2 separate regions of the Homo sapiens genome follow, and region 2 is linked to region 1. Evidence: read pairs that join two places in POLR2A ChIA-PET (ENCODE). Cell type or tissue: GM12878. All regions are shown on one strand. Each heading gives the region's core, and the rest is flanking DNA. Links, peaks and the distances in the headings are about the cores only.

The links. Peaks named below come from ENCODE experiments on the same cell type or tissue, not always from the same donor. Only the 100,000 strongest peaks of a DNase experiment are listed, where the experiment ranks them.
Region 2: POLR2A ChIA-PET joins it to region 1 with 13 read pairs; 3 of 35 experiments call an interaction of 5 or more read pairs at or near these places.

The regions. Positions count from the first base shown.
Region 1 is chr9:123,934,250-123,946,518 of GRCh38, forward strand. No RefSeq gene overlaps it. Among named protein-coding and RNA genes, the nearest start is that of DENND1A, 10 kb to the left of the region's middle. In GM12878, for the core only: no CTCF peak of the experiment used is centred there; a DNase peak (open chromatin) is centred at 6,772.
Region 2 is chr9:123,992,431-124,004,699 of GRCh38, forward strand. It overlaps LOC105376267 (a long non-coding RNA gene), which reads right to left and starts at 6,957. Exons shown (of 3, transcript XR_930333.4): 1 at 6,718-6,957; 2 at 6,218-6,289; 3 at 3,678-4,689. RefSeq lists enhancers at 702-1,202, 5,459-5,568, 5,648-6,402, 8,526-9,026 and silencers at 7,446-7,605, 7,796-7,865. In GM12878, for the core only: no CTCF peak of the experiment used is centred there; DNase peaks (open chromatin) are centred at 4,411 and 5,581; H3K4me3 peaks cover 2,553 bases; H3K27ac peaks cover 2,132 bases.

The DNA of each region.
Region 1 (12,269 bases), core at 1,879-9,878:
CAACCCCAGGGAGCTCTATTGGCCCCCAATTATACAATACGAAATAGCAGAACAAATGGTCTGTGTGCCAGGATTCAGTGGTCTGTTGTTCCTAATACGTTAAATTGTGATTATATTATTTTTTATTGAAATGTAGTTCACCAACCATACAATTTACCACTTTAAATGTGTACATTTCAATGGTTTTAGCTGATGGACTTTTGGATTGTTTTCTTTTTTTTGAGTCTCACTCTGTCACCAGGCTGGAGTGCAGTGACGCAATCTCAGCTCACTTCTCAGCTCACTGCAACCTCCACCTACCGGGTTCAAGGTATTCTCTTGCCTCAGCCACATGAGTAGCTGGAACTACAGGCGTGTGCCACCATGCCCAGCTAATTTTTGTATTTTTAGTAGAGACAGGGTTTCACCATGTTGGCCAGGCTGGTCTCAATCTCTTGACCTTGTGATCCGCCCACCTCAGCCTCCCAAAGTGCTGGGATTACAGGCGTGAGCCACGGCGCCCATCCTGGATTGCTTTCTTCTTTTGGTTATTGTGACTCTGGAGCCAGATGGACCCAGGTTGCTAGTTGGGTGAACTTGGAGAATGTTACTTAAATTTTCTGAGCCTTGGTTTCTTCTTCTTTAATAAGAGGATGATAATACCCACTTTACAAAGATAAAACAAAATGAAGAATTTAAGCTTCTTGCTCTATATTTGGTTTTCAATGAATGGGAATATTATTCTGCTAAATGGTCAAATTGATAAAGAGAGGAACCACATCAGGTTTGTCCATACCTACTTCTCAACATCTAGTACAGAGCCTAGCACGCAGGCAGTGACCGGTAAATATTTTTTGAAAAAATAACTAAACAACCACAAAACCCTTATTTTGAGGCACATTCCTCAAGAATAATAAGCCACAGAACAAGATTTGGGAAGTGCTTTCTTAAATTTGAACTTAGTATATTCAGTTGGTGCATTTGCTCACCTTCTATTTTTTATACATTTTTAAAAATTGTGGTAAAATGTGCATAACAGAAAGTTGACCACTGTAACCATTTTTAAAGTGTACATTTCAATGGCATTAAGTACATTCACATTGTTATACATCCATCACCACCATCCTCCTCCAGCACTTTTTTCATCTTCCCAAACTGAAACTTTATACCCATGAAATGGCACAACAACTCCCCCTCCCATCCTCCCTTCCCTCCACTTTATTCCTGGCAACCACTATTCTAGTTTCTGCCTATGAATTTGACCACTCTCATATAACCTCATATAAGTGGAATTGTACATTATTTGTTTGTGACTGGCTTATTTCACTTAGCATAATGTCTTCAATGTCCATTCAAGCTGAAGTATATGTCACAATTTCCTTCCTTTTTAAGGAATAGTAGTTCATGGTATGTATAGATCACATTGTGTTTCTCCATTCATCTGCCAATGGACACTTGGGTTGTTTCTACCTTTTGGCTCTTGTGAATAATGCTGCTATGAACGTGAGTGTACAAATATCTCTTCAAGACCCTGCTTTCAGTTCTTTGGGATAATACCCATAAGTGGAATTGCTGGATCATGTGGTAATTCTTTTAAGATTTTCTGAGGAACTATTCTACTGTTTTCCATAGCAGTTGCCCCATTTTACATTTCCATCAGCAGTGCACCAGGGTTTCAATTTCCCCACTTCCTCACCAACACTTGTTATTTTGGGGTTTGGGGTTTCTTTTTTCTTTTTTCCTAATAGCTATCCTAATGGATGTGAGGTGGTATCTCACTGTGGTGTGGTTTTAATTTGCATTTCTCTAATGATTAGTGATTTGAGCATCCTTTCAAGTGCTTGTTGTCCACTTGTATATCTTCTTTGGGGAAATGTCTATTCAAGTCTTTTGCCCATTTTGCAATCAGATTGGGTTTTTTGTCGTTGTTAAGTTGTAGGAGTTATTGATATACTTTGGATGTTAATTCCTTATCAGATATATGATTTGTAATATTTTCTCCCATTCAGTGTATTGGTTTTTCACTCTGTTGATAGTGTCCTTTGATGCAGAAAGGCTTTTAATTTTGATGTAGTTCAGCTTATTTTTTCTTTTGTTGCTGGTGCCTTTGGTGTCATATCCAAGAAATCACTGCCAAATCCAATGTCATGAAGTCTCTTCCTTTTCTCCTAAGAGTTTTATCATTTTAACTCTTAGACATTTAGGTATTTGATCCATTTTGAGTAATTTTTTTGTGTGTATGAGATAAGTAAGACTCATTATCTCCTTTTGAGAACTAAGTATGAGTGCCTGAGCCTTTCCTCATTTGTGATTAGTAATCCCAGACTGGACATTCACCTGTTCTCTGGATAGATGTTCATTATTTTACTATTGTTAATAATACCATTGTCTTAGGCTGTTCTTATACTGCTGATAAAGACATGTCCGAGACTGGTCAATTTACAACAGAAAGAGGTTTAATGGACTTACAGTTCCGCATGGCTGGGGAAGCCTCACAACCATGGTGGAAGGCAAGGAGGAGCAAGTCACATCTTACATGGATGGCAGCAGGCAAAAAGAGAGAGCTCATGCAGGGAAATTCCCCTTTATAAAACCATCAGATCTCGTGAGACTTATTCACTATCATGAGAACAGCAGGGGAAAGACCTGCCCCCATGGTTCAATTACCTCCCACCAGGTCCCTGCCACAACACATGGGAATTCAAGATGAGATTTGGGTGGGGACACAGTCAAACCATATCAACTACCTTGCAGATACTTAATAGTTTATATTTTCCCAACTGCTCAATAATCAGGGAGAGCTATTGTCCGTGGTTTAAAAGTGAAAATTCTGGCCAGAAATGCTGGCTCATGCCTATAATCCCAGTGCTTTGGGAGGCCAAGGTGGAAGGATCGCTCTAGGCCAGGAGTTTGAGACCAGCCTGGTCAACACAACAAGACCTCATTTTTACAAAACATAATTAAAAAGAAAATTAGCCGGGCATGGTGGTCCACACCTGTCGTCCCAGCTACTCTGAAGGCTGAGGTGGAAGGATCGCTTGAGCCCAGGAGTTCAAGGTTGTAGTAAGCTATGATTCTGCCACTGCTCTCCAGCTTGGGCAACAGGCTAAATAAATAAAATAAAATAAAATAAAATAAAATAAAATAAAATAAAAAGATTCTGATACAGAGCAGGCTTGAATGACTTACCTGAGATCTAATGGCCAGCAAGCCATGAAAACTTAGCTCAGATGGCCTAACTCCTGATTCTGGGATCATTGGTTAGTTCCCTAAGATACAATGTTTTATCTTGCTGTGGTTTTCCTTCACTGATTTATTCATTAATTCATCAAACATTATTTTTCTTAGTAATAACTATATTGTTAGTATAACTATATTGTTAGTATAACTAATATAGTATAACTATATTGTATATTGTATATAGTGTACTATATTGTTAAAAAATACAAAACAAGAATAAATAGCACATGTAATTTCTTTGCAGTCCCCTCTTCTCCTGACTATACATGGACTTATTTTTATTTTATTTTATTTTATTTTATTTTTGAGAAAAAGTCTCACTCTGTCGCCCAGGCTGGAGTGCAGTGGCATGATCTCAGCTCACTGCAACCTCCGCCTCCCAGGCTCAAGCGATTCTTGTGTCTCAGCCTCCCAGATAGCTGGGATTACAGGTGCATACCACCACGCCCAGCTAATTTTTGTATTTTTAGTAGAGATAGGGTTTCCCCATGTTGGCCAGGCTAGTCTTGAACTCCTGACCTCTGGTGATCTGCCCTCCTCAGCCTCCCAAAGTGCTGGGATTACAGGCGTGAGCCACCACACTTGACCTATACATGGATTTAAAGTGATATACTTAAGTCTCTTCTCATGGAAGCTAAGAGAATGGGCTCTGGAGCCAGACTGCCTGGCTGTGTGTGTGAGACCTTAGGAAAATTATTAACCTCTCTCAGACTGAGTTTTCTTATTTGTAAAATGGAAAGAATAGTCCCTTCCTCATAGAATCATTGTGAAAGTTAAATGTGTTAATGCATGGGAAGTACATGATTAATCTTATTGCAATGGCTCAATGTTAACTATTATATATTTGTCTTCTTAACAACCAACCAACCGACCAATAAAAGCTGAATTCTAAGAACGGCCAGAGAGAATTCATGGTTTAAAGCCTTGGTTCCCCTATTTAGCTGTGTGTACCAGTATCACCTGTGATGCTTGTCTGTAACATGGCGTCTAGAGTCCAGTCTTGGAAATTCTACTTCAGAAGGGAGATAAGAAGCGCTGTGTTTTAACAAATTCCACAAGTGATGCAGATCCACGAACAGGTGTGGAACCACTGACTTAAGCCTGACCCAGATGCCAGTATGAATGGCATTCCCATGAGTACCCACAGGGCCTCAGCAGCCTGCTTGCTTCTCCCTCACGTGTCACCAGCCTTCAGCTCTGAATCCTGCATCCCACTGGCTTAGGCTGACTTCCTAAGGGGCAGTCAGTGGAACTTAGGTTGCATTTGGTTGGCTGAACTAGAAGACCCAAGCAAGGTGTCATGAACGATCCATTCACCCTTCTTCCAAGTCCCTCCTGTGTGCCAGGTCCTGTGATTAGGACTTTCTTGCTCCACATTTCTCTCCCCAGTCTGGCAGCAGAGCATTCAGCAGACATTTCCAGTGGGCTCACTCTGTACTTGGTGCCTCATGCTTGGTGTTGGGGACACAGTTCAGACACAGTTCAGAACCTGGCCTGGTGTAGCCTCTTCAGCCACCTTGCTTATCTACTATGGCTCAGGCTGGACACCCTGTAAAAGGACCTCTGTGTGCTTGAACTTGCTTCCGCACCTCCTACCTGGCCATTCCTTCTCCCTCATCTCTAGGATTTGATACATGCCTTGTTTTCCCAGGCCTGACCTTGACTCTTCCCAACTCACTTTGGATATTAATTCTACTTGTCAGGACTTCTAGGACCCCCTCCCCTGGGGCTGTTCCCATTTCCACCTGATTGGCTCAGTCTTTTAGGCAAGACCCAAGCCTAAACTCCAGAGGCCCAGTTCTCTTCCATTTTGAAAATAGTCACCATACGGCTCTAACATTTTGAAAGTGTGTTGGACTCTTGGACTCTCTGCTAAAGTTTTTCTTTATACTTTTTTTCATGCGTGCACGCTTGCACACATGTGCGTGTATCTTATTTATTTTAATTGCCCCTTCTAGAGAGACACCTCACATAACCATTTTTGTGTTTTAATTGTTAGTAGAAATTTTAGTTGTTTGAATTCTAAAGCTTTTTTTTTTGAGATGGAGTCTTGCTTTGTCGCCCAGTCTGGGGTGCAGTGGTGTGGTCTTGGCTCACTGCAACCTTCGTATCCCAGGTTCAAGCAATACTCCTGCCTCAGCCTACTGAGTAGCTGGGATTATAGGCACCTGCCACCAAGCCTGACTAATTTTTGTATTTTCAGTAGAGACACGGTTTTGCCATGTTGGCCAGGCTGGTCTCGAATTCCTGACCTCAGGTGATCCGCCCGCCTCAGCCTCCCCAAGTGCTGGGATTACAGGCATGAGCCACCGCACCCAGTGAATTCTAAAGCTTTTGTCCCAGTATTTCTCCTATGTCGCAAATCAAGGCACACAAAATGAGTGACAGTGATTGACTTACCTTAGCGTCTGAGTAGAGATTAAGAGCCCATTACTTTTAATGGCAAAAACTGCAATTACCTTTGCACCAACCTAGTACTTCATGGGATGGTGGTGAGGATAAAATGGTTATATCCGTAAACACTGAAGGCTCAGCAATAATAAATATTTGATAAATGAATAATTATCATAGGTACAGCTGGTGACTACTGACTATGTGTTTTACTCACATTATCTTCAATCTTGACAATGCTCTTGGAAGATTGGTACTATGATACACACTTCCAGAGAAGAGAGATGATCCCTGCTTCCAACCCCACTTCATGTCACCCAACCAAAAGTGGTAAGAGCTGAGGCTTGTGGTAAGAGCTGAGGCTTGTGCTAAGGCCTGATTCCCAAGCTGTCTCTCCTCTTCTTCCAAAACAAGTTCTACCAAGCTCCCGTCTCTCTCTCTCTCCACTCAGCTAAAAATATCCTGAACAGCATCCTCATTAGCTAATATGCATAAATTATTTTTTGCTTTTTGAAAATAATTGGCTCATTCTAGGCCAGGCGCGGTGGCTCATGCCTGTAATCCCAGCACTTTGGGAAGTTGAGGTGGGTGGATCACCTGAGGTCAGGAGTTTGAGACCAGCCTGGCCAACATGGTGAAACCCTGTCTCTACTGAAAAAAAAAAAAAAAATTAGCCAGGCATGGTGGCAGATGCCTGTAATCCCAGCTACTCAGGAGGCTAAGGCAGGAGAATCACTTGACTCCAGGAGGCAGAGGTTGCAGTGAGCCAAGATCACGCCATTGTACTCCAGCCTGGGTAACAAGAGCAAGACTCTGTCTAAAAACAAAACAAAACAAAACAAAATAAAAACAACCTTGCTGAAAATAATTGGCTCATTCAAAGGAAAGGCTTCCACCTCCATGAAGGAAGGAGCTGGGTTGCTCCGTGAAGGCTGTTCTGAATTCAGCAAAGGCAGCTGCCTGTGGAAGCTCCCCCTGCTTCTGGGCCTGTGCTGCTAGCCGGATGGCAGCTTAGCAGAGTGGAAAACCAACTCCCTTTGTTCACATACCTGCTGCATTTGAGCTAGGGGACTTTGGGCAAGTCCCTTCCAGTTTCCCAAGCGTCAGTCTCCTCAGCTATTACATCGAGATCATAGAAGTGCTTGCCTTATAGGGTTGTGGTGAGGATGAAATGAGATCATCCATGGGGCCTGACATGTAATATGTGGCCCTTCAAAAGCTGGGAGCTCCCATGATGTTGGGTATGAAGTAAACCACTGACATTTGCAGCTGAGGCAGGATAGCCTAGTGGTTAAGAGCATAAGGTTTGGAGCTGGAAAGTTCATACCTCAAACCCCAGCAGGTACCATGTTCTGGTTCTGTGACAGCCTCCTTCTCTCTCTAAGACTCTGGTAGTAAAAAAGATACAATACATATAAGGAACTCCAGAATGAACAGTGGCTGCGATCACAGCAAGCCTGCCCAACCAGATCATCCCTCTAATAGCCGTTGGAGTAATTGATTTCTGCTTCTAGGGCAAATGCACACAGACACCATCGAGTGTTCTTCTTGAGGCAGAGCACGTGTGCTCCAGGGCAGCTAAAGCCAAACTGTCTGCCCTGACTTCTCCTGCTGGTTATGTGGCCAATGACAGCTTAATGGACTCTTTACCCTTGAATGCTAAGGGGAAAATAACTCACAGCATTATAACATATGAATGTGATGTAGGTTTTTTTTCTTGAGCAATGCAGAGAGCGAGCCAGAAACATATGTAGAATTGAACCTCCCTTTTCCTGGCCCTGTCTGTATAGGAGACAGATTTAGCCATTGCAATTACCCATATCATTCATGGTTGTAAAATATAGCCACATCCATCCGTGTGTGTGTGTGTGTATGTGTGTGTGTGTGTGTGTTTTCCTGAATGATCTGAGGCTAACAAAACAGAGTATGTAGTCATCTTATTATGTGAGGACTGTGAATGCCTCTAAATTATTGATTTTCCAGGGACAAGCCGTTCCTCTTGGAATAAACGGATGGCTGTGCACACACACACATACACACACGTGCACCCACCCACACACACACACACACACAGACTTTGTTGTTATGAGGAAGCTAGTCAAAGATCTACCTGTGCAACTTTTAGAAAGCCATACAGGCGCAGTGGCTCACACCTGTAATCCCAGCATTCTGGGAGGCCGAGGCATGTGGATCACTTGAGGTCAGAAGTTTGAGACCAGCCTGGCCAACATGGGGAAACCTTGTCTCTACCAAAAATACAAAAAAAGTTGGCCAGACGTGGTGACGTGTGCTTGTGGCCCCAGATACTCAGGAGGCTAAGGCATGAGAATCTCTTCAGCCCAGGAGGCGGAGGTTGCAGTGAGCCAAGATTGTACCACTGCACTCCAGCCTGGGCAATAAAGGGAGACTCTGTGTCAAAAAAAAAAAAAAAAAAAAAAAGACAGACAGAAAGAAAGAAAGAAAGAAAGCTGTGCTGTCCTGACCAGATAGTCAGGGAATCTCCTCTGTGGGAAGCTAAAAATGTCCTCAGCTGCACAGTCTGAGGGAGGAGACAGTCAGTGGCAGCCACGGAGGCCTCCTTGAGGCTGAGAGGGGAGGGTGAGGCAGGGGACAAGGGCAAGGGGGGTGTGGGACACTGGTGAGACCATAGACTTGAGAAATCAGGCTGGACTGACCTGGGCTCAAATCCACCATCCTGACTTGGGGCAAGCATCTTCCTTATCTTGGAGCCTCAGTTTCCCCAGCTGTGACATGTACTTTGTATGGTGCTATGAGGATTGATGATAAACCAGGCTCAGGCCAGGCAAGACGTGAGGCACAGTGCCAGGCCCAGGGCGGTGCCGGGTACAAAGTGGCTCTTCCCCTTTGGGAGGAGATTCAGGCCAGGCAGAAGGCTTGCAGCGTCCCAGGTCCCAGGCAGTGCCAGGAATGTCCGCTGCAGCCACCCAGAGCCTCCCGGAATAGGAAGTGTGTGGAAGCGCGCGGCTCTCCATCTGGTTAATGTTCGCTTGTGTTTCCTGCTGGAGAGCATCACTTTTTTCACCTCACCTGGTTTGTTTACCCAAACAAGCTGCTCATTAACAACACGAATTGCATTTTCTGCAATTCTGTTGACAGCACAAATGTCTGCAGTCAGCTTGGGAGTTTGGTGGGAACTGTTGCTGGATCTTGCGTGGCCTAGCCAGCATAGCTTTTGAAGAAAGAAATCAAGGCCACACTGGGGTCTGGGGGAGGAGCATGGTGGCCTGGCTGGGGTCTGCTGGCAAGTCCAGCCCCAGGTCTCCAGCCTCTGAATGGGGACAGGGCCCTGGGCCCTCCCAGGAGAGGTAAGACACTTGGCAAAAAACAAAAACAGACAGGAGATTTTCAGGTGTGGGGCATAGGGGTGGGGATGGAAACAGATGTGACAGAGATGAAACCCTAGACAGAGGTGCAGACCTGGGGGGCCCAGCCTCCAGCAGAGAGACCCTGAGGGGCTTCCCTCATGGGCCTGGCAAACCCTATGTTCAGCTGCCTTCAGCACCCCCAAGCAACAAGAAGTGGATGAGAAAAATAATTATCCCAGCTGGGTGCAGTGGCTCATGCCTGTAATTCCAACATTTTGGGAGGCCAAGGCAGGCAGATGGCTTGAGCTCAGGAGTTTGAGACCAGGCTGGGCAAAATGGCGAAACCCCATCTCTACAAAAAAAAAAACACAAAAAAATTAGCCAAGCATAGGGGTGCACACCTGTGGTCCCAGCTACTCAGGATGCTGAAATGGGAGGATTGCTTGAGCCCAGGAGGTCAAGGCTCCAATGCACTGAGATCACACTACTGCACTCCAGCCTGAGTGACTGGATAATAAAATATTATTATTAATAATATTATTATTCCTTTCCTTGGTTTTGCCCCAAAAGATTGAGCTCAATCTGGTTTGCCAAAGCCCTGCCCTCTCATCTCAGCTGCTCAAAAAGAAGGACAAGGCCTGGTGCAATGGCTCATACTTGTAGTTCCAGTGCTCTTGGAGACCAAGGCGGGAGGATTGCTTGAGGCCAGGAATTCGAGACCAATCTGGGCAACATAGCAAGACCCTGTCTCTACCAAAAAAAAAAAAAAAAGAAAAAAAAACACATTGTTTTAATTAGCTGGGTGTGGTGTTGCATACCTGTAGTCCTAGCTACTGGGGAGGCTAAGGTAGGGGGATGGCTTGAGCCCAGGAGTTTGAGGCTGCAGCGAGCTATGATTGTGCTACTGCACTCCAGCCTGGGCAACAGAGCAAGACTGTGTCAGGAAAGAAAGAAAGAAAGAAAGAAAGAAAGAAAGAAAGAAAGAAAGAAAGAAAGAAAGAAAGAAAGAAAGAAAGAAAGAAAGAAAGGAAGGAAGGAAGGAAGGAAGGAAGGAAAGAAAGAAGGAAAGAAAGAAGGAAGGAAGGAAGGAAAGAGAGAAAGAAGGGAAGGAGGGAAGGAAGGGAGAGAGAGAGAGAAAGAAAGAAAGAGAAAGACAAGGTTTTTAATGCATGTGTTTGTTTATTTTACATTATTGCCCTCAGAATGCTTTCTCTTCTGCCTGTTTCCTCATTCAATACATTTCTATTGAAGGCTAATTGCACAGCAATGGGAGCTGAGGGATATTAAAGTGAAAAAACACACACCTTCCCCTCATGGCATTTACAGTCTAGCGGAAGGGATGATATTAAATAGCGTAACATTCACAATAGCAAAGACTTGGAACCAACCCAAATGTCCATCAATGATAGACTGGATTAAGAAAATGTGGCACATATGCACCATGGAATACTATGCAGCCATAAAAAAGGATGAGTTCATGTCCTTTGTAGGGACATGGAAGAAGCTGGAAACAATCGTTCTGAGCAAACTATCGCAAGGACAAAAAACCAAACACCGCATGTTCTCACTCATAGGTGGGAACCGAACAATGAGAACGCTTGGACACAGGGTGGGGAACAGCACACCCCAGGGCCTGTCGTGGGGTGAGGGGAGGGGGGAGGGATAGCATTAGGAGGAATACCTAATGTAAATGACGAGTTAATGGGTGCAGCACACAAACATGGCACATGTATACATATGTAACAAACCTGCACGTTGTGCAAATGTACCCTAGAACTTTAAGTATAATAAAAAAATTTAAAAAGTAAATAAATAAAATAAATAGCGTAACAAATAATCACAGTTGCAAGCCTGATGAATCAGAGGAGAGAGAAGTCCAGGATATGAAGGAAACTGGTAACCGGGGACCTGACTTCTGGCAGTGACTGTCAATGGTGTTGGAGAGAAAAGAAATATCTTTCCTTCCCATTGCCGAGTTCATGGCTGAGGTATCTATAACAAAAGACAGATTAACTACAGAAAAGCACACAAATGTATTTAATATGTTTTATGTGGGCCGGGCGAGGTGGCTCATGCCTGTAATGTCAGCACTTTAGGAGGCCCAGGCGGGTGGATCACGAGGTCAGGAGATCCAGACCATCCTGGCTAACGTGGTGAAACCTCGTCTCTACTAAAAATACAAACAATCAGCCGGGCATGGTGGCAGACACCTGTAGTCCTAGCTACTTGGGAGGCTGAGGCAGGAGAATGGTGTGAACCCGGGAGGCAGAGCTTGCGGTGAGCCGAGATCACGCCACTGCACTCCAGCCTGGGTGAAAGAGCAAGACTCCGTCTCAAAAATAAATAAATAAATAAATAAATAATAAAAAATTAGCTGGGCGTGGTGGCGGGTGCCTGTAATATCAGCTACTCGGGAGGCTGAGGAAGGAGAATTGCTTGAACCCGAGAGGCGGAGGTTGCAGTGAGCGGAGATTGCGCCACTGCATTCCAGCCTGGCGACAGAGTATCCATACACTTAGTTTTGAGAAGAAGCACAGTTGGGGAACAAGCATATGATCTCATGGTAGTCACTGGAGGAATCTGAGCAAGGCCTGTTTGTTCAGATTCTTCTTGGCATCTCTGTGTCTTTAGAGATAAACACGTTCCTTTCTTCCCGCTGCAGGGAGGGCACTCTTGGATGAGGTTTTTATGGCCTGCTTCAGGGAAAAGGGCGAGGGGAAGGGCAGAGCGATCTTCCTGCTTTTGCTGTTTTCTCAAATGCCAAGGTTTGGGGTAGTGTGTCCTGAAACCCCATCAGTGTCTTCTAGAAAAGGTGAGGTTTATGCTGACACCCTAATGAAGAGAAGTTTTCTAGCTGAAGAGCGGCAAAGGAAAATGGATCCACGTGTTTGGTTTCAAATTTCATAAAGACATCAGAGAAAGTCTGTCCCTCTGTCTGGGAGGCAGCTTGTATGGAACCTGGAAAATAGCACCTACCTTGTTGTTTTCTCCAGGAGGCAGGGACCCAGCCACCACCACGTGCCCGGTGTGTAGTAAATGCTCAACATATAAACATACTTGTTCATTGAAAACGAAAAGAGCAGGAGTCGGGGTGGGGATTCCATGGAGAGAACAGCATATGCAAAAATGAAATACACACCCACCCCTCCCCTCCTCTGTGCCTGAACATTAACAATCAACCAACAAATGATACTATTTAACGTGTACCTACAATGGTTCTCTCTCTCTCTCTGCACACACACACACACACACACACACACACACACATATAAAATACACACACACACACACACACAAACACACACACATATATACTTTTCTTCAGAGTTCAGA
Region 2 (12,269 bases), core at 2,556-10,555, 59 kb after region 1:
TTGGCAACATGGTAAAACTACATCTCTACTCAAAGTACAAAAATAAAAATAAAAATTATCCGGGTGTGGTGGTGGGTGCCTATAATCCCAGCTACTCAGGAGGCTGAGGCAGGAGAATCACGTGAACCCGGGAGGTGGAGGTTGCAGTGAGCCGAGATCACACCACTGCACTTCAGCACTTCAGCCTGGGCAATAAGAGTAAGGCTCTGTCTCAGAAAGAAAAAAAAAAAAAAAAGAATTATCCTTCACAGCCTTCAGAAGGAAGTCTCTACTGACACCGTGATTTTGGACTCCTGGCCTCCAGAACCATGAGAAAATAAATTTCTCTTGTTTTCAGCCACCCAATTCATGGCGATTTGTTACGGCATCCTCAGGAAGCGAATCCAGCGGCGGAGACCAGAGCTGCTAGTTCTGCTTCCTCTTGGTCACGAGCCTTCTTTGGGATGACCACGTCGGCCTCCCCACTGGCGTGGCTGCCTCCAACCTCACTCCCTCCAGTCCCTCTGCTGCACCGCGGCTGCCGGAGTGACATTACTAAAACACATGACGGCGTTGCATTCCTGTTTGAAACCTGTATCAGCTAGAACGCTTTCTGTTCCAAGTAACAGAAAACCCAACCTAAACTGGCTTAAACAAAAAGGAATTTATTGGATCATAAACTCAAAAAGGCCAGGGACTAGGGCTGGCTTCATCTCGGCTGGATTTGGGGCTCAAACGACGTCACTGGAACTCATTTCGCTCCACCGTGCTGCTGCCTTCTGCTGTGTTGGCTTCGGTCTCAGAAGCCCCATGGTTTTGAGGTCGTGACAGCGGCCCCAGCCCCTACATCCTGTCAGATTAGAGACCAGCAGAAGGGATCAAAGACCTCTCCCAGGTCCTCAAGCCAAAGCCCAGGATGGGCTGCCATTGGGCCGGATTGCCAGTCCCTCAGCCAATCACTGTGGCCACAGCAGTGGAATGCACGGATTGGCTTAGGTTTGGGTCACATGCCGCTTCCCCTGGAGTCCTGGTGGAACTGCTTCTACCAGAACCACTGGACTGGGAGGAAAGAAGGGGAGGAAAGGAGTAGGACGCAATCCCCAAAGTCCCACCCTAAATATAGTAAAGGCATGCAGAGCAGCCAGGAAAAAAACCCCAGCATGTCCCTCCAAATGCTCTTCCATCGTCCCTGCCAAGGCTTATCAAGATCTAAGTCCCTGGTCTTCAGCCTCAACTCCAAGTTGCTTGACAGCCCCGGGCATATCCTGTCTTTTCCTGCCTATGTGCCTTTGCATGGTCCCCTTTGCCTGGACCACTCTTTTCCCCTCCCCGAGCCCTGATCTGACTAGTTTTTACTCCTCCTGCTTCGCTGGAGGCTTTCGCTCCACTTTGGGCCCCAGAGCATCCTTCACCCCTTCGACAGAACTTGACTGCTAACGAGTCTGTCTCCTTGACTGAACTCTGCACTTCATAAGGGCAGAGACTTACTTTATTTTTATTTTTAACAAACACATAAAGCCCTTTCCAAGGGTCAACCACCATTTAAGCTCTTGACAAGCATTAACTCATTTAATCCTCATCATAAATATGTGAAGTAGGTTCTGTTATTAACCCTACTTTTAAAGATGGGGAAACTGAGGTAGAGAAAGGTCATATCTGATTTATCTGTGTATTTGTTTTTTATTTTTTTGACAGAGTCTCTTGCTCTGTCACCTAGGCTCGAGTGGAGCGCAGTGGTGTGATCACAACTCACTGTAACCTCAAACTCCTGGGCTTGAGTGATCCTCTCGCCTCAGCCTCCCCAGTAGCTGGGACTAGAGGGTCATCTTTGTATTTCCCAGGTCCAGCCCAGGGCTAAGCACCTGGTAGGTATTCAAAAAATACTTATCTTTCAGATTGTCTCTCCTGGTCTCTGCCCCCAGTCCTACCAGGATGTATCTTCTGATTTTCCCATTTCCCGAAGTTGCCCACATTCTGGATCTTCCCAGACTGGAAAGAGGGTGTTGCTAAGGCAGCCTCAGCCAGAGCAACTCTGCACAGCATCTGGTGTCCAGGCCAGCAACCCAAAGGCTGGCACAGAGGCCTGTGACATGAGGAAGGAGCCCCATCTGGACCCTTTAAGGGCTATGAAAGCCCTGTGGTGGGAGGATGAGCCCAGGAGTCCTCCAGGTGGCCCTCTGCCTCAGTACTCATGATCACTCCCCCTGTGTTCCTGATCCCAGTCCAGGGATTCCATCCTGACAGTCGTTTACCTGCCCAGACTGCTGAGGACTGCTGTGTCCCCAGAATCCTAACCTGAAAGCTCCCGAGCTTTAACTGGCTCCAAATGAAAATGTGCATGTATAGTCCTCACAGGAGCGATGATTGAATGATGACCCACAGCCTCCACCTCTGCAGATCGGCCTGGTTCTCTCTTCTGCCTCCCTCTCCTCACTCAGCTGGTTCCCCGTCCCTCCTCCATCACTGTCAGAGCTGCCTCGCTTTCCCTCCCTCTGCAGCTCCTTTCTCTGTCTGTCCCTGTCTGATTGTCCATCTCTGGCCTTGGCCAGACTCCTTTCCCTCACTGCTCTTCTGCCTGTCTCTTTCTCCTTTCTTTTCTTTTCTTTTCCTTTTCTTTCTTTCTTTCTTTTTCTTTTCTTTCTTTCCTTTCTTTCTATTTTGAGACAGAGTCTCGCTCTGTCACCCAGGCTGGAGTGCAATGGCACAATCTTGGCTCACTGCAACCTCTGACTCCCAGGTTCAAGCAATTCTCCTGCCTCAGCCTCCCGAGTAGCTGGGATTACAGGTGTGCACCACCATGCCCAGCTAATTTTGTATTTTTAGTAGACACAGGGTTTAGCCATGTTGGCCAGGCTGTTCTCAAACTCCTAACCTCAAGTGATCCACCTGCCTTGGCCTCCCAAAGTGCTGGGATTATAGGCATGAGCCACTGTGCCCAACTCTCCTTCTCTCTCTCTTTTTTTTTTTTTGAGATGGAGTCTCACTTTGTTGCCCAGGCTAGAGTGCAGTGGTACCAATCTCGGCTCATTGCAACCTCTGTCTCCTAGGTTCAAGCAATTCTCCTGCCTCAGCCTCCTGAGTAGCTGGGACTACAGGTGTGCGCCACCATGCCTGCCTAATTCTTTTGTATTTTTAATAAAGACAGCGTTTCACCATGTTAGCCAGGCTGGTCTTGAACTCCTGACCTCAGGTTATCTACCAGCCTCAGCCTCCCTAAGTGCTGGGATTACAGGCGTGAGCCACCGCACCCAGCTCTCCTTGTCTCTTAATGCTTGACTCTTCTCTACTGTGACCCTGCAGTGCATCTGCCTGTTTATATTCCCTGGATATCGGGCTGTCTGTCTGTCTTCCAGCTGCCTTCACCCCATCCTTGGTTTCCTGGGCTGTCCAGTAACGAGCCTGGGACCTCTTTCCCATCAGAGTGAGAGGACCCCTTTGTAGCAGGGCAGCCTCAGAGACCCCCATCCATGACTCGCTTCCATTCTCTGAGCCTCCTCCTGAATCACTTTACTCCTTGGGGTCCCTCTGCCCAGCCCAGGAGGCAGGAACCCTCAGAGCCACATGGGCAGGGTGGCTGTTTGCTGCCCTGAGGACCAGGTCCCGGCAGCCTCCCTTAATGAGCGTGCCTTCGGTGACACATTCATTATTCCTGCTCGGTCACTTCGAGTCAAAACTGATTAGTTACACTTACCACCGCAAAGATGTAATGATTTTATTGTTTATCTTCAATTTATTTTGATTAACATCTCCGTTCTTTTCATTGCAAGTGCAATTAGGTGCAATCTAACAGCGACTACTTTAATTTTGTTGAAATTAAGATGAATAAGTGACGGCTTATGGTGCTTTGTTTAACCAATAAATCATAGTTAAGAGGAGTGTATTAGTAATAAATGAAAAAAGACAACTTAATTAAAATGCGTGGAGCCAGCCTCTTGATGTACATCCAAAATCCAAATCTGAATTCCAAAAATCAGAGGGAGCTGAGGGTTAGGAAGACCCTTGCTGCCTCTCAAAATGGTGACCAGAGGAGACAGACGGTGTAGCCTAGTTTTGAGACTGCTGTGCAGAGAAGAGCAAGGAGTACATCTTGATCCTCATGAGGTGGTCGCATCTTGTCCACAAAAGCCACCTGGAACCCAGGTAGAAACAGACTTGGGAGGATACAGGAAGAGAGGCCTTATCCCCCCTGGGGACCCTGGGGACGGAGGGGGGGTAGGGGGGCACTGGCTGCCAAGCCCACACCCTGAATTCTTCCTGGGAACCCATTTCGGGCAGGGGACAGGGCCCCACACCCCTACATCTGGGGATCAGCCCATTTGCCCTATTGAGGAGCTCAGTGCCAAGCCAAAAACCCTAGGGCAAGTCTCGCAGTGTGATCGCCTCCCCGCTGGGCTGAGAGGGACTTCCCCATCTCTTGATTTGGAAACAAAGTGCAAAAAGTCAGCCCTGGAAAGTTTCCCGTGTGAAGTTTAAAAGCGCCTGTGCTGAAGAGGCCGACTTTGAAGCAGCTTGCCGGGGCCCCTTGGCAGGCTCCTGCGAGTCAGAGGGCCGGCCTCGCCTCAGATCCGCTGCGCCTGCCTCCGCAGGGCTGGGAAATGGGAATTGTTTTTAAGTTGAAAAATTACTCATGGAGCTCACTCCTTTGCCACTGCTCTTCTTTTGTTCTCAGTCGTCGCCTTCCTCTGCCTTCTCCTCCTCTTTTGCTTCCTCCTTTTAGTAAAGAGGAGCAGGCGGACCAGGGTTCAAATCCGGGCGCAGGCTCTTACTGGCTGTGTGACCTCAAGCCTGTGACGCAACCCCTCTGGACCCTAGCGCTTTAACAGAAAAGTGGGGCCAATGGTGCCCTCGAGGCGGGGCGCTGTGGAGGTTGGCCCAGGGAACTGCACAAAAGTGCCCAGCACCTGCCTGGCCCCAGGAGGAGGAGCCCCAGAAGCATCAGCTCCCTCCCACTACAGAGCCCTTTGCCTCCTCCTTACAGAGCTTCAGAGGCAGGTCTCCTCCCCCTTTCTTGTGGCTCTCTGAGCTCCTACTGAGCCTTCATCCTTCTATGTTTAAACTCCACTTTTCTTTTTCATCCTCCAAATACGTGTTTCTGAGTGTCTGCCTTGGTGCCAGGCACAGTGCCACACCCTGATGATGATGCGAGGTGAGAAAACACACGATGGACCTGCCCTCAAAGAGCTTCCAGCCCCATGCCTCAGGTCCCCCATGAGACTCCTTCATCATGGTCATTGCATCCCTGTGTGCTCAAAAGTGTCTTCCCAGAAAAAGGAGTGCTTTGTGAGGACAGGGGCCATGCCCAGCACAGGGCCTGGCACACAACAGGGGATCAGTGGCCAAGGACGATGCCTCCTGTGGGCCTGACTTTAAGGGCACAAACAGAAACCAAGCCTGAGTGTGTGCTGCCAGGGAGGCCCTCGGGTGGGGGCATGGCTGTCATAGTAGGCAATGACATCTTTGGGTGCACAGTGCTGGGACATAGCAAAGGAGAGGACAAGAGATGGCAGCCCCCAGGAATAACCAAAGGCAAAGAATGAGTCTGCATGCTGGCCTGGCTTCTTCCTTCCAGCTCAGAAAAGGGGAAATCGGGACTCATGTGGTTGAGGGTTCATGAGAGCAGTTTCTGTGCGCTGAGGCCGGGACTTCCCAGCACAGCCTACAAGACACTGCCTGCCCACGCCTGGCCCCGCCCACCTCTGCAGCCTCATCCCGCTCCCCACCCCACACCGGCCACTCCGGCTTTCGCGCTGGCCTTGCTCCCTCGTGCCAGGAACGCTCTCCCTCCACCACCTCTTTTAGCACCCCCTGCCCACTTCCTACCAACTGCAATCCTGGTGCCCCAATTGACTTCAGGTCTCAGCTTCGATGTCATCACACTTTGGGAAAGGCCTTCCTGAGCCCCAGACCAGGTCAGTTTCCCTGGATATCTGGTCTTATCGTACTCTATATGTTCCATGGCACTTGTATAACTGTCATGAAATTCTGTAATTGCTGTCCACAGTCTGTCTGCCTCCTAGAATGCAAGTTGCATGAAGGCAGAGACCATGCCTGCCTCGTGAATTGCTGTTTCCTCAGTGCTAAGCAAAAAGCTTGAATAAAAGCTGGACAGAATAAATAACCTGTGGGCTGGGCACTTTATGGATTCCACGAATGATCTCAATGGCAATCCTGAAAAAGAGGTGGTTATTGCTCCCATTTCACAGATGAAGAAACTGAAACTTGGAGCAGTGTGACTTACCTAAGCAAGTGGTCTTGAACTCACATCTCTCTGACTCTGAAGCCACACTCGGTCCGGGAAACATCCCTGAAGCTTAAAAGCCAATCATGGTGTGATGGGGAATGGGGAGGGAAGGAGGGAGGGTAGATTTTTCTCCTGCTTGGGTCTAAGGACAGCGAGAGAGCATTGCCCCTCTGCTTGGTGTCAACCAGGGAGGAACCAGCAGGTGACAGGGCCTATCAGATCCAGCTTAGGTTGTGCCCACTCAAAACCTGAGGACAGGGGGAGGGGAACCACAGTCACTTTTCAGGAGGGGCTTTAGGGACCCTGGAGGAAACCACCATTAACTTTTCCCGCGGAACTGGCCTCTGGTACTTGTCCTCGAGGCTGAGGAAAGGTGTTTTGTGGGGCACACATGGCACCCAGCGAGCGCTGGGTGGCCGCTGCATTTGAGGAGGCGTGAACTTCAACAGGGGACCACAGGCACGGGGCACCTCCTGCGTCCCCCATCGCCACCCCACCTAGAGCTGCTCATCAACTCCTTTTAGAGACAGGAAACTGCAGCCCTGGCGGGGAGTGACTTGTCCGAGGTCTCAGAGCAGGGAAATGGCTTCAGTTGCATTTTGGGGGCCGCTGTTCCAAGGAGAGACAGAGAAAGAGATAGCGAGTCCCCCTGAGCAAGGCGAGAAAGGGGGGAGAGTGAGGGGAGGTAGAAGGAAGCCGGAGAGGGAGGGAGGAAGTGGTGAGAGCAGCCGAGGAGAGAGGGGTAAGAGAAAAAGAGAGAGGCAGTGAGGAAGAGAGCCGGGGACAGCCAGAGAGGCCGGGAGAGGCGAGGAAGGAGGCAGAGAAACGCCGCGGAGACCGGGAGATGGAAAGAGACAGGGGGAGGCGGGCGGGGACGGCCGGGGGGACCGGCCGGTGACAGCCACGGAGCGGGGGGCGGGGGACGCCGAGCGCTAGCGGGCGCGGGACGGCGGCGGGCGGGGTGGGGAGGCCGGGGACGCGGGGGACGCGGGGGACGCCGCGCCGCCCCCTCCCGGCGCTCGCCGCCGCCCCCGCCCCCGCCCCCGGCCGCACGCGCCCGCAGCCTAATGACCGCAGCCAGCCCGCGCCGCGGCCCGCGCCCACTCCAGGCGGCCGGCAGCTGGCAACGCGGGGCGAGCGGGGAGCCGCGCGCCGCAGCCCGGGTGGCCGCTCCCGGCGCCCGGCTGGCCCTGATTGATTTGTCAGCCGAGGCAAGAAAAACGGCCCCTCTGATCCGCGCGCCCAGTCCTCGGCTCCCCGGGCGCCGGGCCTCCCTCCCGCGCGCCTAGCCCGGCTCCGGGCCGGCCCCGCAGGCTGGAGCACCCCGCCCGCCTCAGGAGGGAGCCCTCCGCCCTCCGGCCCGGGCCCCGGCGCCCCTCCCCGGCCCCGCGCGCCGCGCACCTCCTCCGGCTCGGCCCGGCCCGCCCGAGGGCCCTGGGGCTGCCAACGGCCCCCTCACCCCCGCTGGGCACCGTGCCCGCGCCCCCAGCCCTCACCCTGCCGCTCCCCCCTAGCCCGGCACCCCCGCCCCCCGCCCCCCGGCCCTGGCCCGGGGCCGCCCGCAGAGCCGGCCACACCCGCTGCGGAGGACTCACCAAGGTAAGGAAGCGCCTCGGCGCGCCCCGGGGGCCTGGAGGGCTGCGCGTGGTGCGGGGAGGGCCACGGCAGGCACCCGCGGACCCGGACCGGGAACCGCCGCTGCCACTGAGCCGGGAGCACGGGAGGGCCCCGTCGGGCCGGGAGGGCTTTGGGCGAGTTGGGCTTGTCAAAGGGAGGACCTGGTGGCAAGTGGCTGGCAGTTGCCGCTCTGTCTGGAGCGTGGGGGAGTCTCACGCTCAGGTACAGAGATCTTCTGTCCAGATCTTTTTCTCTTTTAAGGAATTCTCTTCCTCTGTCACTATCCTCTCCGAATCCCTAAAATTTTATAGACATTATTTTCCAGTGTCTCTTTTGAGGAATCACCTCTTTGCCACCCTTCTTCTCAAGCAGGAGTCTTTTCCCATTCCTCTTCCCCAATTAAGCACATCCCCTCCCTCCTCCAATTTAGAAGGATTTTCTTCCTCTTTCTCACTCCCCAGTTTAAAAGGAAATTCTCTCTCCCCACAATTTGGAACCACCTTCTGTGGCTCACTTTCCCATTTCCAAGGCTAGACCCATTCCTATGCTGCCCTTCACCCCCATAATCCTGGCTGTGCAGATCAATTTGTCTTCAGCTGGAGGGATCTACCTTGTGTTTTTCTAGTGCAGGGGCCAGCTGTGGGGACTCCTCACCCAAAGCAGGGCACCAGCAATCCGTAGTAGCCCGCAGGAAAGGGGCAGCTGCCCAGCCGCAGCCCAGGTGCAAGGGGCATTTGTTTCCACGGGGCAAGCAAGGAAGACTTTACCCTGAAACAAAGAATTGAGACCAACCGAGACTGTCCCAGCCTCTTCGACGGCAGAGGAATCCCAGCTTCTGGACTGAGGGGCTACATCTATCCCCCTCCCCCACCTCTTTAACTTTAAAATAGTTTAATGAACACAGAGAGAGAAATCATTTTTTTTTTTCTGCGTGGTGAGCAGTCTACAAAGAGAAATGGGAAAGGAGGGAGAGAGCTTTAACTCTGATCCCCGCAATTAGTTCCCTGGGATTGTTGGTGTGTGTGTGGGGGGGGCAACCCGGGAGCCTCAGTTCTTCAGATACAAAAGCATTTAGATCGCTTTAGACCGGTTAATCCTGAGTCTGGCTCGGGTCTCTTTTGTTTCCCAACTCCATTGTGGGTTTTGTGCAGTTTCTCTCTGTTCGCGTGATTGACTAGCCAATAGATGGTAATTATCCAAATGTCCCCTCTGTCCTTTGACTGACTTCTCTGTATTATGGGCAACTGTCATGCATTCTGTCATTCCATATCATATTACACATATTATCATATGAAGTCTCCCCCCACCCTTTAAAGGAGGGAGCCTCAGCCCAGATGCTGCTGCTTTTAAAAGGAAGGGCCCCGAATAATTTGTGCGGGGCACGGTCGGGAATACAGAGCAGGGGACTCCCGAGATGGGAGGTTCTGCAGGTAATTTGTTTTGCTGGCTGGGGGTAGGGGGGGTAGGGGTGGTCTCTGAGGTTGGAGTTATAAGAACTGTGCTGGGGGCTTGGAGCACGCTTGTGCCAGCTTGTATTCCTCTGCCCAGGATCTTGGAGTAGTTTGGATGGATCTGGGATACCTTCTGGAGAAACTTGGAATCCATTTTTTGACCCCAGAATATCAGAAAAATCTGCAGGATCGGGTCCTTTGGGAGTAATTAGTTCTTAGCGACACATGCTCAAGACAACAACCCTTGGGATCCCAAAATATATCTCTTCTACCTGTGGCCCCTCACAGGATCAGTCCTTTGGACTCTTGCCCCGGTTTGCTGCCAAGCAGGCTGGGGATGGAGGAGCCAGCTGTGTCTGTTTCAAACCCCCACAAGCTGATGCTGAAGCTCTGAGAAGGGACAAGCTTTTCCAGTGATGCTTTTGCACAGATAAACTTAGTGCCCCTTGGTGCAATTGTGCTTGCCATCACTTAAGAGGGAGGCAGGATTTATAACAAGGAGACTTTGCAGGCAGAGACTCTGGGGTCCTCTGAATCTGTGGGCAGGACTAGCCTTTCTTTTGCTAAAATGTGAAAAAAGTGTTTTATTATTGCAATGGATATGAAGTGCCGCCCAGATGTACAGCCTCGCAGGCAGTTAATTACCTTGTTCTTCATCAAATATATGAGCAATAAATTCTCCAGGAAGGGAAATGTGTGTGTGTGTGTGTGTGTGTAGATAAATAGGTGGATAGATAGATAAATGCAGGAGAGAGAAAAACACACTCTTTTAAGACCACAGAAAGAGGCAGACTATTTTATGGGAAGCTTGATACACTGCTGCAAGATGCTTTGAATTTTTCAATGATCAAATATACATGATCAAGCTGTGCATGTTAGGGTGCGAGGTGCACCGACGGTCAATGGCTATTGATCAGGCTGTTAAGTATTTCTGTTCAGTTTTATAAATATAGATGGATCCCAGATGATTTAAACAACTAGATAGTTAAGAAACTAGCCTTCTACATTTCTTTGGAGAAGGGGAAATGGCTGGTCAGTTGCATAAACCCAAACCATTGTTCACCCCCATACTTCCTCCCTGCCCCCAAAATACCTTGGAAAATGTGAGGCTCATTTTCAAGAGTGTTCAAAAATAGAGTAAAAATATTCCAGATGTTTTGTTTGGGGTCTGCCAATAATAGTCACCTTACCTGAGCCTGGCCTTATTCACAGGCTGGGAGTTTTCTTCTCTCTCTTTCTCTCTCTCTCTCTCTCTCACACACACACACACACAATTTTGCAACCACAATTTTGATCCAGACTGCCAGAGAGATGGGGAGGGTGCCATTTCTAGGAGTGGGTCTAAGGTCCCTAAAACCCTTCTGGTTAGGAACCTGGTAAGCCAACCACATGACCCTTCCCAATGAACTAATTTCTCACTAGTCTAAAGATCTATTTAGAAAGGTGTGGAGGGGGTGAAGGATGGAGATTTAAAGGTAACCTCTAATTGGTCTGGAAAAATTAAGCTGATGACACCTTGAAAATCTCTCTGTTTCTTTTTCATTCTCTGTCTCTCCACCATCAAGAGATGACATCTTGAAAATCTCTGTTTCTTTTTCATTCTCTCTCTCTTTTCTATTTTTCTCTGATATTACCTTCTAGAAATTAAAAGTGGACTTGAAAGAAAAGGGCAATGAAAAACAGTGGGGGGAGGAGAGAAAGCGAACTTTTTATTTTTTTTTTTGTGGTGCGTAGCAATCTTAATTATAACCACCCAATTAGCTATTTTGTATTTTGTAAAAGGATTCAATAAATCAGCCTTCTCCCAGATCGGTAAAACTTAAGCATACAGACAATTGATAGTTATGTTTTGTTTCCACATCTTAAAAAAACAAAGTGAAGATTTTTGATTTTTCTATCTGCAGACCAGTCTTTACCAGCTAAGTGCCCCTCACCAGAGGAGCTGAGGCATCCCTATTGATAAAACCCCCTGGAAATTGAACCAAAATTGGCATCCCTCAAAAAAGTTGATCCACCTAGAAACGGATGAATCAGTCCTGATTGGGTGGACATGCCCTTTCACCTCATTGTGTCTGACCTATCACTTAATTAATCTCTCCCAGAGCAGAGCTGTTGACAATACCAAAGATAAGCAGTATTTTGAACAAAGCAGGAAGCTTTTAAAAGAACAAGCCACAGTGAGGTTTGAGGCTCTTAAAAATGTGTAAATCATCAGCATTAGGATGTAAGGTACCTTTATAACGTAGCTGAAGCTCAGAGATGATCCCACCTTTGCCAGAAACTTTCTGTGCCTTTCTTTAGCCATGGATGTCTTTAGACATTCATATTCTGCCTCTCCCCTCTGCTGCTGGTTCCCTTTCTCCTGTCTTTCCCTTTCTCTGGATTCATACTCTCCATGGCTACTTTCCTGAAAATTGTTCTCTGCTTTCCAGCCTTGCCTTTGGCTCTTCACATCCTTTTTTTAGTGTTAGGGCTGTCGAGGTAGTCAGCTTCTAAGGCTTTGGGGGACAAACTATCGACTGCATCTGCTGGTACCTATGAAGGAGGACATTTGTGCTGCAGGCACCTTGGTGACATACAGGGAATAGTTCATTAATTAAAAGACTTGCTAATTGCTGCTTGAATTACTGTACAGAAGGAATGAAATGAGTTTGTAAAAGATGACGATTTGGAGAATGCATTTTTTTTTGTTTAAAATATTTTTATAAACAGCTCCTAGAAAATGTGTTGCTTTTGCTGTTGACTCTATCGTCAACAATTCAACTGAGCTTCAATTAATGATAATATATGGTCTGGGATCCTTCGCTGGGCCCGACTGATGGAAGAGCTTTGTTGAATTTGGTGCAGGTGGCACTGTTTAATAAGCACAGGAAAGAGTGAATAATGTAGTGCTTGCAAAGAGAAGTAAATGCAAAATAGATCGCTCTAATTATGGCAGCCCCCAGAAATGGAGATGCAAGCTGAAATGGCCAAGTAGCTGG